Regions from separate parts of the Homo sapiens genome. Here region 2 is linked to region 1. A link is an interaction called in ENCODE POLR2A ChIA-PET data of the cell type or tissue named here. Cell type or tissue: GM12878. All regions are shown on one strand. Links, peaks and the distances in the headings refer to the core of each region. The heading gives the core; the rest is flanking DNA.

Evidence for each region. Peaks named below come from ENCODE experiments on the same cell type or tissue, not always from the same donor. Only the 100,000 strongest peaks of a DNase experiment are listed, where the experiment ranks them.
Region 2: POLR2A ChIA-PET joins it to region 1 with 6 read pairs; 4 of 35 experiments call an interaction of 5 or more read pairs at or near these places.

The regions. Positions count from the first base shown.
Region 1 is chr16:10,777,925-10,783,294 of GRCh38, reverse strand. The region is part of intron 2 of TVP23A (trans-golgi network vesicle protein 23 homolog A); the gene reads left to right. Among named protein-coding and RNA genes, the nearest start is that of NUBP1, 37 kb to the right of the region's middle. In GM12878, for the core only: no CTCF peak of the experiment used is centred there; a DNase peak (open chromatin) is centred at 2,434; H3K27ac peaks cover 336 bases.
Region 2 is chr16:10,830,953-10,836,322 of GRCh38, reverse strand. No RefSeq gene overlaps it. Among named protein-coding and RNA genes, the nearest start is that of TVP23A, 15 kb to the right of the region's middle. RefSeq lists an enhancer at 1,993-2,122. In GM12878, for the core only: no CTCF peak of the experiment used is centred there; DNase peaks (open chromatin) are centred at 572, 2,952 and 4,241; H3K27ac peaks cover 2,077 bases.

The DNA.
Region 1 (5,370 bases), core at 206-5,205:
CTCACTTCGGTAAACCCTGGGGATTGTGGTTGCTGGATTGTATCACATGTAAAATGTTCAGAGTGACTTGCAAAGGTTGGCTTTGGTCAGCGGCTTCCAACAGGAGATTCGTATGGTTCACTGAATTTTTACACACATGTAGTCATTAGATAAAGATACAGAACATCCCAGCATCCAGAAGTCTCCCTCATATCCCTTCCCAATCACTACCCCCTCACCCACTCCAAGAAAGAACACAACCCCTTGGGATTGTGCCAGTCAGGCAGCAACCACCCAACAGCTTTTGAAAGTAGATTTTTTTGGAGTGTGGGTTTGGGGAGCAGGTAGGGGCAGTTTGCTTCATTTTGGGTTGTTTTGAAGGGAGCCTAATGTCATCACCAAGTTGTTCTTGCTGGTCTGGAGCAGGGGTTGGCACACTCTCTGGGTATTTTGGGCTTGGTAGTCCAGCGAATGAGTGGGTGTGACTGTGTTCCAGTAAAACTTGATTTACAGGCTGGGCGCAGTGGCTCACACCTGTAATTGTAGCACTTTGAGAGGCTAAGATGGGAGGACAGCTTGAGCCCAGGAATTTGAGACCAGCCTGGGCAAAATAGTGAGATCCCATCTCTACAAAAAATTTTAAAAATTAGCCAGGTGTGGTGGTGTCTGCCTGTATTCACAGCTACTTGGAAGGCTGACATGGGAGGAGTGCTTGAGCCTGGGAGGTCGAGGCTGCAGTGAGCCTTGATCACACCACTGCACTCCAGCCTGGGAGACAGAGTGAGACCCTGTCTTAAAAACAAACAAAACAAACAAAAACGAAAACAAAACCAACAAAACTTCATGACACAGGTGAGCAGCAACTACCTGGGGCTGGTGGCACAGGTTTAAGAAGAATTTACCAAGACAGTTATAGGTAAAGACAGGCAAGTGTGGAAGTACATTTCAAAGGAGCAAGGGGCAGGCCAGCAAGAGAGGAGCTGACTGCCAGGAAACAAAGGCTTGCTGGGGATTTTCTGGGATAGTGCTTGTGCTGTGTGCTGAAGAGGGCTTTGGGAAGTACTGATAATGCCAAGGTTGCAGTGAGTTCACTTGTGATTTTTGTATCAGCTGAGGGTCTGATGACAGCTGAGTGTGGGAAGGTTGTGTTATTTGGCCAGGTACGGTAGCTCACACCTATAATCCTGGCACTTTGGGAGACTGAGGCAGGTGGATCACCTGAGGTCAGGAGTTCGAGACCAGCCCGGCCAACATGGTAAAACCCTGTCTCTACTGAAAATACAAAAATTAGCCAGGTGTGGTGGCAGGCACCTGCAATCCCAGCTACTCAGGAGGTTGAGGCAGGATAATTGCTTGAACCCGGGAGGCGGAGGCTGCAGTGAGCCGAGATCATATCACTGCACTCCAGCCTGGGCAACAGAGTGAGACTCTGTCTCAAAAAAAAAAAAAAAAAAAAAAAAAAAAAGATTGTGTTAGTTGTGAAGGAGGGCTGCGTGTTCTGGACCGTGAACAGAGGGAGATTTATAGCTTATCTGCCTTTTCTTTTTGTTTTCCCTCATTTCTGCCAACCTGACTCTCCCTAATTAAGACTCCACACTTCATTTACAAAAGCAGGCCATGGCCAGATTTGGCCCTTAGGTTGTAGTTTGCTGAACCCGGGTAGAGCTGTGCTTTTTCTTTGTGAAATTCATGTGTCCAGGTCCCACCTGAAATCTGAATCCTTGTATCCTGTGCACAACGTGAGACCTCCTCAGGTGGCTTTCACACACATTCCAGGTTGAGAATCTACTGTGCTTCCCTCCGGGGAGGAAGACAATGGGTGACAAGGGCCCAGAGCTGCATAAGTGGATCTAGAAAGAGAGGAAAGTTGAACAGAAGCCCCCATCAGGACTCTCCCTGCCTTGACAACACTTTACTTGAGTAATCCCTTTCCCCCTTTCATCACTGTGTCATTTTCTCACCTCTTCTTTTTTCTTTTTTTTTTTTTGAGATGGAGTCTCACTCTGTCACCCAGGCTGGAGTGCAGTGATGTGATCTTGGCTCACTGCAACCTCCACCTCCCAGGTTCAAGCGATCCTCCTGTCTCAGCCTCCTGAGCAGCTGGGACTACAGGCATCTGCCACCATCCCAGGCTAATTTTTGTATTTTTAGTAGAGATGGGGGTTCTTCATGTTGTCCAGGCTGGTCTTGAACTCCTGACCTCAAGTAATCTGCCCACCTCTGCCTCCCAAAGTGCTGGGATTATAGGCGTTAGCACCGAGTCTCCTCTTCTTGAAACAATGGGTTTCTATGTGGCTGGGGTTGGGGATGTTGGATACTGTGTGGAAATAGCACCTGTTCAAGTTGAACATGATGAAGGTTCATCTGGGGGAATGTGAGGGGCCCAGGAGTCTTGGGAGATCCCTGCAAAGACAAAAGGTAGTCCCCTCAGGAGTGAGAGAAAGTTGTGGTCAGAGGGGGAATTTCACAGTTTGGCTCTTGGTGGTGGAACCGTTGTTTCGAATGACACGGAGGACTGAGATGGTAATGGCTGTCACCTGTTTTTGAGCATGGTGTGTGTTTCAGGCACTTTTATGTACCACCCTCACCCGATGTTTTCAGTGTCTTAGGAAGTGGATCCTGTTGGCATTCCCATTTTGCAGAAGAGGAGATGGAGGGATCACAGAGTTAAGTAGCTTAGGGAAGACCACAGAGCTACTCAGAGATTAGAGCCAGGATTGGAATGCTGGTGGTCTAGCGCCCAAGCCCATGGGTGGCAGGCCAGTTCTCACTAACATAGGCCTCCATAACAGCTGTCTCAGCACTGAATGAGTGGTGAAGTTAAATATTAAAAGCTGAGAGAGCCAGTGCCCTTATACAAAGGCTGGAATGTGACAAAAGCCCACCTAGAGTTGTGCCCAGGTCTTTCCTGGTCCTTGAAGTATGACAAGATAACAAAGGACCCATTTAGGATGAAATAAGTTTATTGGGAGGTCCAAAGAAACTCCCCAGGCCTCCACAAACAAGTTTATTAGGGGTCTGAAGAGACTCCCCAAACCTCCATCATTTAGCAGGAGACAAGATAAGGGTAATCACCCCAGCACCTGGACCCATTTAGATTAAGTAAATTTACTGAGGCTCCAGAGGAAGGTCTTCAGGACTCAGATATTAGTTATAGATTAAAAGAAGTTAATCTTTATTTTATTTTATTCATTCATTCATTCATTCATTCATTCATTCATTCATTTTGAGATGGAGTCTCACTCTGTCGCCCAGGCTGGAGTCCAGTGGCACGATCTTGGCTCACTGCAAACTTTGCCTCCTGGGTTCAAGCAATTCCCCTGCCTCAGCCTCCCGAGTAGCTGGAATTATAGGCGTGCACCACCACACCCGCTAATTTTTGTATTTTTATTAGAGCCGGAGTTTTGCCATGTTGGCCAGGCTGGTCTCGAACTCCTGAGCTCAAGTGATCTGCCTGCCTCAGCTTCCCAAAGGGCTGGGGATTACAGGCGTGAGCCACCGCCCCCGGCCAATCACTTATTTTAGATGAATGCAAACTTATCCATGACATATAGCTCAGAAGGTATATAAGCTCTGGAAAACTTGGTAATTTTAAGTTGGCCTGGCGATATTTTCTAGGTCTTCTCCCTGTAACTGGCTACAGAAATAAAAACTTCCTCTCCCAGTTCATCTGCATCTCGTTTTTGGGCCACAAGAATATGCCGCCTGATTCTCAGTTGGTCCGGGAACACACGCAGCTGGTGCCATGCCCCTGTGCTGTTTGCCTCTCAAGGGGCAACCTCCCAGGTTGGTGCCTGGGAGGGCGGAGTTAGAGAGCAATGGCACTGGGAACTGGAGGTGATTGGTGGTGTGTGTGTGTGTGCTCCATGTTGCTGGGGAGCAGGAGGATGGAGGACCCGATGGCAGAGACGAGTGGACAGGACTTAAGCCATGACTCTCAAAACTCTGGAAAACTGGTCTGAGATCACACAGTATTAGCTAGAGGCACAGGCTGGGCAAACTCCAGATAGGGACTGAATGAGGACTTGGAGGATGCTGATGGAGCAACCTGCATAAAATAGGATTAAAGCAACATTTAAAAGGGCAACAGGCGTCCTCTTCTACTTGCTTTGGGCTTTGAACTCTGTTTGAGTAACACCACTTTCCATTGAGTTAATCAGGGCCCAGCTAAGTGGAAGCTATCAACAACTGGAAATTTTTCTGCATTTTATTTTAGGAGAGCCACAGCCAAAAAGAAAAAAGAAAGAAGCGGGTGGGCAAGGGATTTATTCGAATGCATTTACTTCCACATTTTACCATGGGTCAGCGCACACTTGGCTCACACTTTGACATTTTTTTGAGATCTGTATGTTTTGTTGTTTTGAGATGGAGTCTTGCTCCGTAGTGCAGTGGTGCAATCTCAGCTCACTGCAACCTCTGCCTCCCAGGTTCAAGCAATTCTCCTGCCTCAGCCTCCCAAGTAGCTGGGATTACAGGCGCCTGCCATCAGGCCTGGCTAATTTTTGTAGTTTTAGTAGAGATAGGGTTTCACCATGTTGGCCAGGCTGGTCTCGAACTCCTGACTTCAAGTGATCCAGCCGCCTCAGCCTCCCAAAGTGCTGGGATTATAGGCATGGGCCACCGCGCCCGACCCTCTATCTTTTTTTTTTTTTTTACATTTGTATTGTTCTACAAAGAGGACAGATGTTTCCAGTGATTCTAACTGACTCGATTACAAGGTTCAACATAACAAATATGTTTGCGGAGAATCTTAAATACTGGGTGCTTTTGGGGATATAAAAATGTGTTAAACATGGTCTGTGCCCTCAAAGAACTTTCAGTTATTGAAAGAGCATTTATTTATCTCCAGGGGCAAGGGACAAAATTTTATTCAGTTAGGAAATTCTCAATTAGGTTTACAGCAAAAAGAGACACCCAAGAGTCTTATCTTCTGGAACACTCCAGGAAGTTTTTAAGTTCTATGTGATCCTGTCTAATTCTTCGAGACAGCGATTTGCTCTGTTGCCCAAGCTGGAGTGCAGTGGCATCATCTCGACTCACTGCAACCTCCACCTCCCAGGTTCAAGCGATTCTCCTGCCTCAGCCTCCTGAGTAGCTGGGATTACAGGCACCTGCCACCACAACTGGCTAATTTTTGTATTTTTAGTAGAGACGGAGTTTTACCATGTTGGCCACGCTGGTCTTGAATTCCTGACTTCAACTGATCTGCCTGCCTCGGCCTCCCAAAGAGCTAGGATTACAGGTGTGAGCCACCACACCTGGTGATCCTGTCTAATTCTTCTTTTATTTTTATTTTTATTTTTTTTGAGACGGAGTCTCGCTCTGTCACCAGGCTGGAGTGCAGTAGTACGATCTCAACTCACTGCAACCTCCGCCTCCCAGATTCAAGCA
Region 2 (5,370 bases), core at 144-5,143, 53 kb before region 1:
GCATTCTATCAGAGGGAAAATATAATCCCAAAGTGGCACAACTTACTTTATTAGCTTTACTTTACATTACCATACTCCTTGCAGGGGAGGCCAAGAAGGGTGATCTTTAGCTGATAGGACCATGAGCCAGCCAAAAATCCTCATCTGATGTAAGAAGATATTAGGGTCAGCTGGTAGTTTTGCCCTACATAACAGAACAGATAAAAGTTTAATTTTATTCATGTGGTTGGATGAATACTCAGACCAAGGGGTGTGAGGAAAAGGCCCCCAAATCCCCAACAGAGTAATGGGCAAGAGGCTGGAGTGAGACAGAAGCCTGTTTGGAAAAGCTGTCAATGTTTTCTTTTGTTCAGTCAACAAACAGGCATTGAGCATCTCCACTGTGTCTGACACTATAGCAGACACTGGGTGTGTGCAGTGAGGAAAGTGGGTGAAAAAGCTAGGTCGTTCCCAGCTGACATGGTGATCAATTTCTTGCATGCCTTTAGTATCGTGCCTCTGTTTACTGAGCACCTAATATGTGCCAGGCCTGGGTAGGGGATAATGAAGCGGAAACAAATCCAGCCTGACCCCAAAAGACTCTCACAATGAATAGGCACTGCCCACAAGCCACATGGGAAAGCCCAGCTCCCTCTGTTAGAATCACACCTGCCTAGGTTGGGGTGGGGGTGAGGAAAGGAGGAAGGATGGCCTGATCTTCATCAGCATCAGTTGCCTGAGCCGTGGTTCCAATCTCACCCCATGCTGTCCGTCTGTGGCCCTTTCCCCTCCTCTGATGTTCAAGGTCTAGAGCAGGATTCATGGCCCTCTCCACAAGGCAGTGGGGATCTCAAGAGACTTGGACCTCTAGAAGTGGCCAGGGCAGCGGTGTGGCTGGCTGGTCTGTTATCCAGGTGGCATGGGGAACACGTAGAGTGACCCACTCATCCTGGTTTGCTTGGACTATCTCAGTTTTAGCACTGCAGAGCCTGCCTCCTGAGAATCCCCTTGGTCTGGGGAAACTAGGAGAGTTGGCCACCCTAGAACCTTGGATTCTGTCTGGGTCCTCCCCTACTCCCCAAATTCTAAACCAGTGGTTCTCCACCCTGGCTGCACATTGGCACCTCCTGGGCAGTTTTTTAAGAACGCTGCTGCCTGGGTCCCCCTGCCAGACGAATTCATTCAGAGTTCAGGGTTGAGGCTGGGTGTAGATCTTATAAAAACAAAAACAAAAACAAAAAAATCTCCCAGGGACCAGGGTGTGAGCCCCTCCTTGGGGATGGGGCTGAGTCAGGAGATGGTTGAAGGTAGATTTTTGTTTTCTAGCTCCAGTGAGAGCTGAGGAAGAGGGGAGAAGGAGCACTGGATTGGGGTTCATTGACTTATTCCATCACCCACTCATTCATTCATTCATTCATTCATTCATTCATCAATTATGTACAGGGGACCTGCTATCAGTCAGGAGCTGTCCTGGGGCTGGGGACATGGACTGGGGGAAGAGGGTGATCATGAACCTGTTTTCAAGAAGCTTACATTCGAGTTGGGGAAACACATAGTCAACAAGCAAGTCACCTGGATACTTCCAGATGAAGATGGGAAGGAACTTGATGGAGTGATGTGTTGGATGATTGGGGGTACATCAGCTCCTGAAAGTCAATGGTTGGGTGCAGCATCTGGGGGCTTCACCACTCCAGACCTTTGGCCTTGACTGTTGGGTCTTGAGGCTTCTAGAAGACAGAGACAGCCCCCAGGCAGAGTCCCAGGTGTTTGCCAGAGAGTGAGTGTCATAAGGTCCTAGTGTGGCACCAACCGTGGCTCCTCCAGAAAGTGACCTCTGAGCTGCCACCTGAAGGACATGGAAGAGCTGGCCGTGTGATGAGCATGCCAGGGCATGTGGAGGGCATGCCAGGCAAGGGTGATGGCGAGGGCATAGTCCCCAAAGCGTGTGGAGAGTGTTCCAGGTAAGGGAGATGGCAAGGGCATAGTCACCAAGGCGTGTGGAGGGTGTGCCAGGCAAGGGAGACGGCGAGGGCATAGTCCCCAAGTCAACTTTGGTGCATTCCAAGAGCAGCTACCAAGGACGGTGGGTGGTGTGGCCCGGGCTGGAGAGGAAGATAGAGTGGCAGGGGCTGAGAGTGGGGGAGAAGTCGCCAGGGCCAGGCCACGTGGCACTGAGATTCAACTGTGTAGGCAGGGAAGCCTCAAGAAAGTTTTGAGCAGGCGTCTACGGGATCCAGTTACTGCTGGGCAACAAGCTCACTTTGCATGTGGTCTGGAGGTGGGATTGTAGGGAAGGGCACAAGATGAAAGAGGAGAGATGGTCTCACCCCCCTGGGTGGCCTTGGCCAGTCCCTTTTCTTCTCTGAGATTCAGCCACTTATCTGGAAAATGAGGCCAAGAAGTCCCACCCCATATGCTTCAGAGGGGCATTTCAGCTGTGCACAGTGGCTCATGCCTATAGTCTCAGCATTTTGGGAGGCCAAGGTGGGAGGATCACTTGAGTCCAGGAGTTTGAGACCAGCCTGGGCAGCATAGCAAGACCCTGTTTCTAAAAAAAAAAAACAAAAAAAAAACTTTTTAATTAGCTGGGCTTGGTGGCATGCACCTGTGTTGTCCCAGCCACTCGGGAGGCTAAGGCAGGAGGATGGCATGAGCCCAGGAGGTCGAGGCTGCAGTGAGCTGTGATTGTGCCACTGCACTCCAGCCTGGATAACAGAGTGAGGCTCTGTCTCTAAAAAAATAAAAAATAAAAGAAGGGTGTTTGGTGACTCCCATGAGCGGAAGTCCCCTGGCTACAGTTGGATGAAAGTCTCCTGGCTGTGGCAGAACACAGGGAGGGGCCTTGACACCACCCTTTGGGTAGAAGTGGCCATGCCTGGACCCACCAAATGCAGACTGGGGCCTTTCTCAAGTTCTCTGCTTTGTGGTTGGGTTTTTCCAAGTGAACTGAGCTAAAATTATGAATGGTGAATGCAGCGTCTCGGAGGTATAAAGGCCAAGTGAGGCTGAGAAATGAAAATCCAGTCCTCGAGGTACCTTGGCCAAGAATCCAGGTGCCGCATTTCAAGACCTGTGTTTGAATATCCTGAGCTCACTCATGGGGAGGGCTATCTGATTTGGGGGTCCTGTTTCTCCCAGGGGCTCCTCAGTCCCTCTGTAAGTGAGTTGATGCTGATAGGTATGAGGGCTCTACCACCTCCACCTGCTGACACTCCCCAAGCGCCAGCTGGGTTGGGGTGCACATGGATGGGGGTGAGTGGGCATCATCCATTCTTTTTCCTAGCAGCTCTGGTCCCAGCTGGTGTGGACTGTATGTGGAGAAAGTAAGGCAGAGAGGCCAGTGACTCATTTAGGGCCACCCTACTGGTCAATTCCCACCAAGGTAGTGGATGACAGAGGTGGAGTAAAGACTCTTTCCTCTGTGTCACCATGATGGTGGTTGGCAGGAGCCCACAGTCCCTCGGATCCTGTCACCATCTTCATTCCCACCAGGTCCTGGTGAGCTTTCACTTCCAACAGCAGCCCCTGCACCTCTTAGCTAGAGACACTCCTCATGATGTTGGAACCTGCTTTGCCTGTGTGTTTTCCTAGAGCCAATGGGGCAAGGGCAAGATGGACAGGAGAGTATAAATACCCCAGCTCCCCCCTCCCACTGGAGACTCTGAGAACCCCCTGTGGGGTGAGCCACAGTTACCTTCTGTTAAGGGTTGACTATGTCCTTCATCTCAAAATTCCTATATTGAAGTCCTAACTTCCTGTACCTTAACATGTGACCCTACTTGGGGATAGAGTCATTGCAGACATCATTAGAAAGATGAGGTCACACTGGAGTAGGGTGGATCCCTAATCCAATATGACCGGTGTCCTTATAAAAAGGGGAAATTTGGACACAGACACGCATACAGAGAGAACATCATGTGAAGATTGGATTACGCAGCCACAGCCTAGAAAATACCAGAAACTAGGAGAGATGCTGGGGACAGATCCTTCCCTAGCGCCTGCAGAGGGAGCAGGGCTCTGTAGACACATTAATCTCAGACTTCCAGGCTCCAGAACTGGGAGACAATGAATTTCTGATTTTTAAGCCACTCAGTTTTTGGTACTTTTTGATACACCTTTGAGGGCCTTTGTCTGCTGTCACACCCCTGTGTGGCCTCCCTGCCTCTCAGCCCATCTCTCCGACCCTCCCCAGAGCCCTGCCTAATCCCTAAGGTGCTCATGCACCCTCATGCAGGGTATGGTCTGCTTCTGGGGAATCCCACCTGACAGCGGGTTTTTTTTTTTTGTCGTTGTTGTTTGTTTTTGAAACAGAGTCTCGCTTTGTCGCCCAAGCTGGAGGGCAATGGCACAATCTCAGCTCACTGCAACCTCTGCCTCCCAAGTTCAAGTGATTCTGCTGCCTCAGCCTCCTCAGTAGCTGGGATTACAGGCATGTGCCACCACAACCAGCTAATTTTTATATTTTTAGTAGAGACAGGGTTTTACCATGTTGGCCAGGCTGGTCTCAAACTCCTGACCTCAGATAATCTGTGTGTCTTGGCCTCCCAAAGTGCTGGGATTACAGGCATGAGCCACCATGCCCAGGTTACAACAGTAGGTTTTCAGGAGCAATGGCAAACTCGCCAGTGGCAGAGAATGAAGTGAGCACACTGGTGTCTGGGGGTGGTGAGCTCGACTCTGCAACCCCATCTAAGGGGGGATAGCACCGCTCAGCTCCCACCACAGGGAATTCAGGCTCCATGTCACCTGAGCTTCCTTAAGAAAAAACAGAAGTACAGACTTCAAAAAAAAAGTGACATCTGATTTTTCTTTTCTTTTCTTTCCTTTCTTTTTAAGAGACAGGGTCTCACTCTATCACCCAGGCTGGAGAGCAGTGATGTGATCACAGCTCACTGCAGGCTTGAACTCCAGGGCTCAAGCGATCCCACCACAGCCTCCCAAGTAGCAGGGACTGCAGGCACAGGCCACCATGCCCCGCCTGGTTAGTATTTTTATTTTTTATAAATAGATATGAGGTCTCGCTTTGTTGCCCAGGCTGGTCTTGAACTGGCTTCAAGAGATCCTCCTGCCTTGGCCTCCCAAAGTGCTGGAATTACTGGCGTGAGCTACTACACTTGGCCCCAATTTTCCAATACTGGCCATTAACTCCATGAACGCTGCCTATTTTTTTTTTTAACTATGCAGGTCCAACCCAAACATGTCTGGAGCCCAGAGTTGACCCTTGGGCAGGCACTTTGCAACCTTGGGTTAAAGGTTTGGCAGGGACTGTGCACCCCAGTTTTGTGTGATGGGAAAAGCTATGAGCAGGGAGCAGGTGGAGACCTGATATCTACTCATGGGTCTACCACTGGTTTGCTGTATGCACCTGCTTCAAAACCTCTCTGAGCCTCA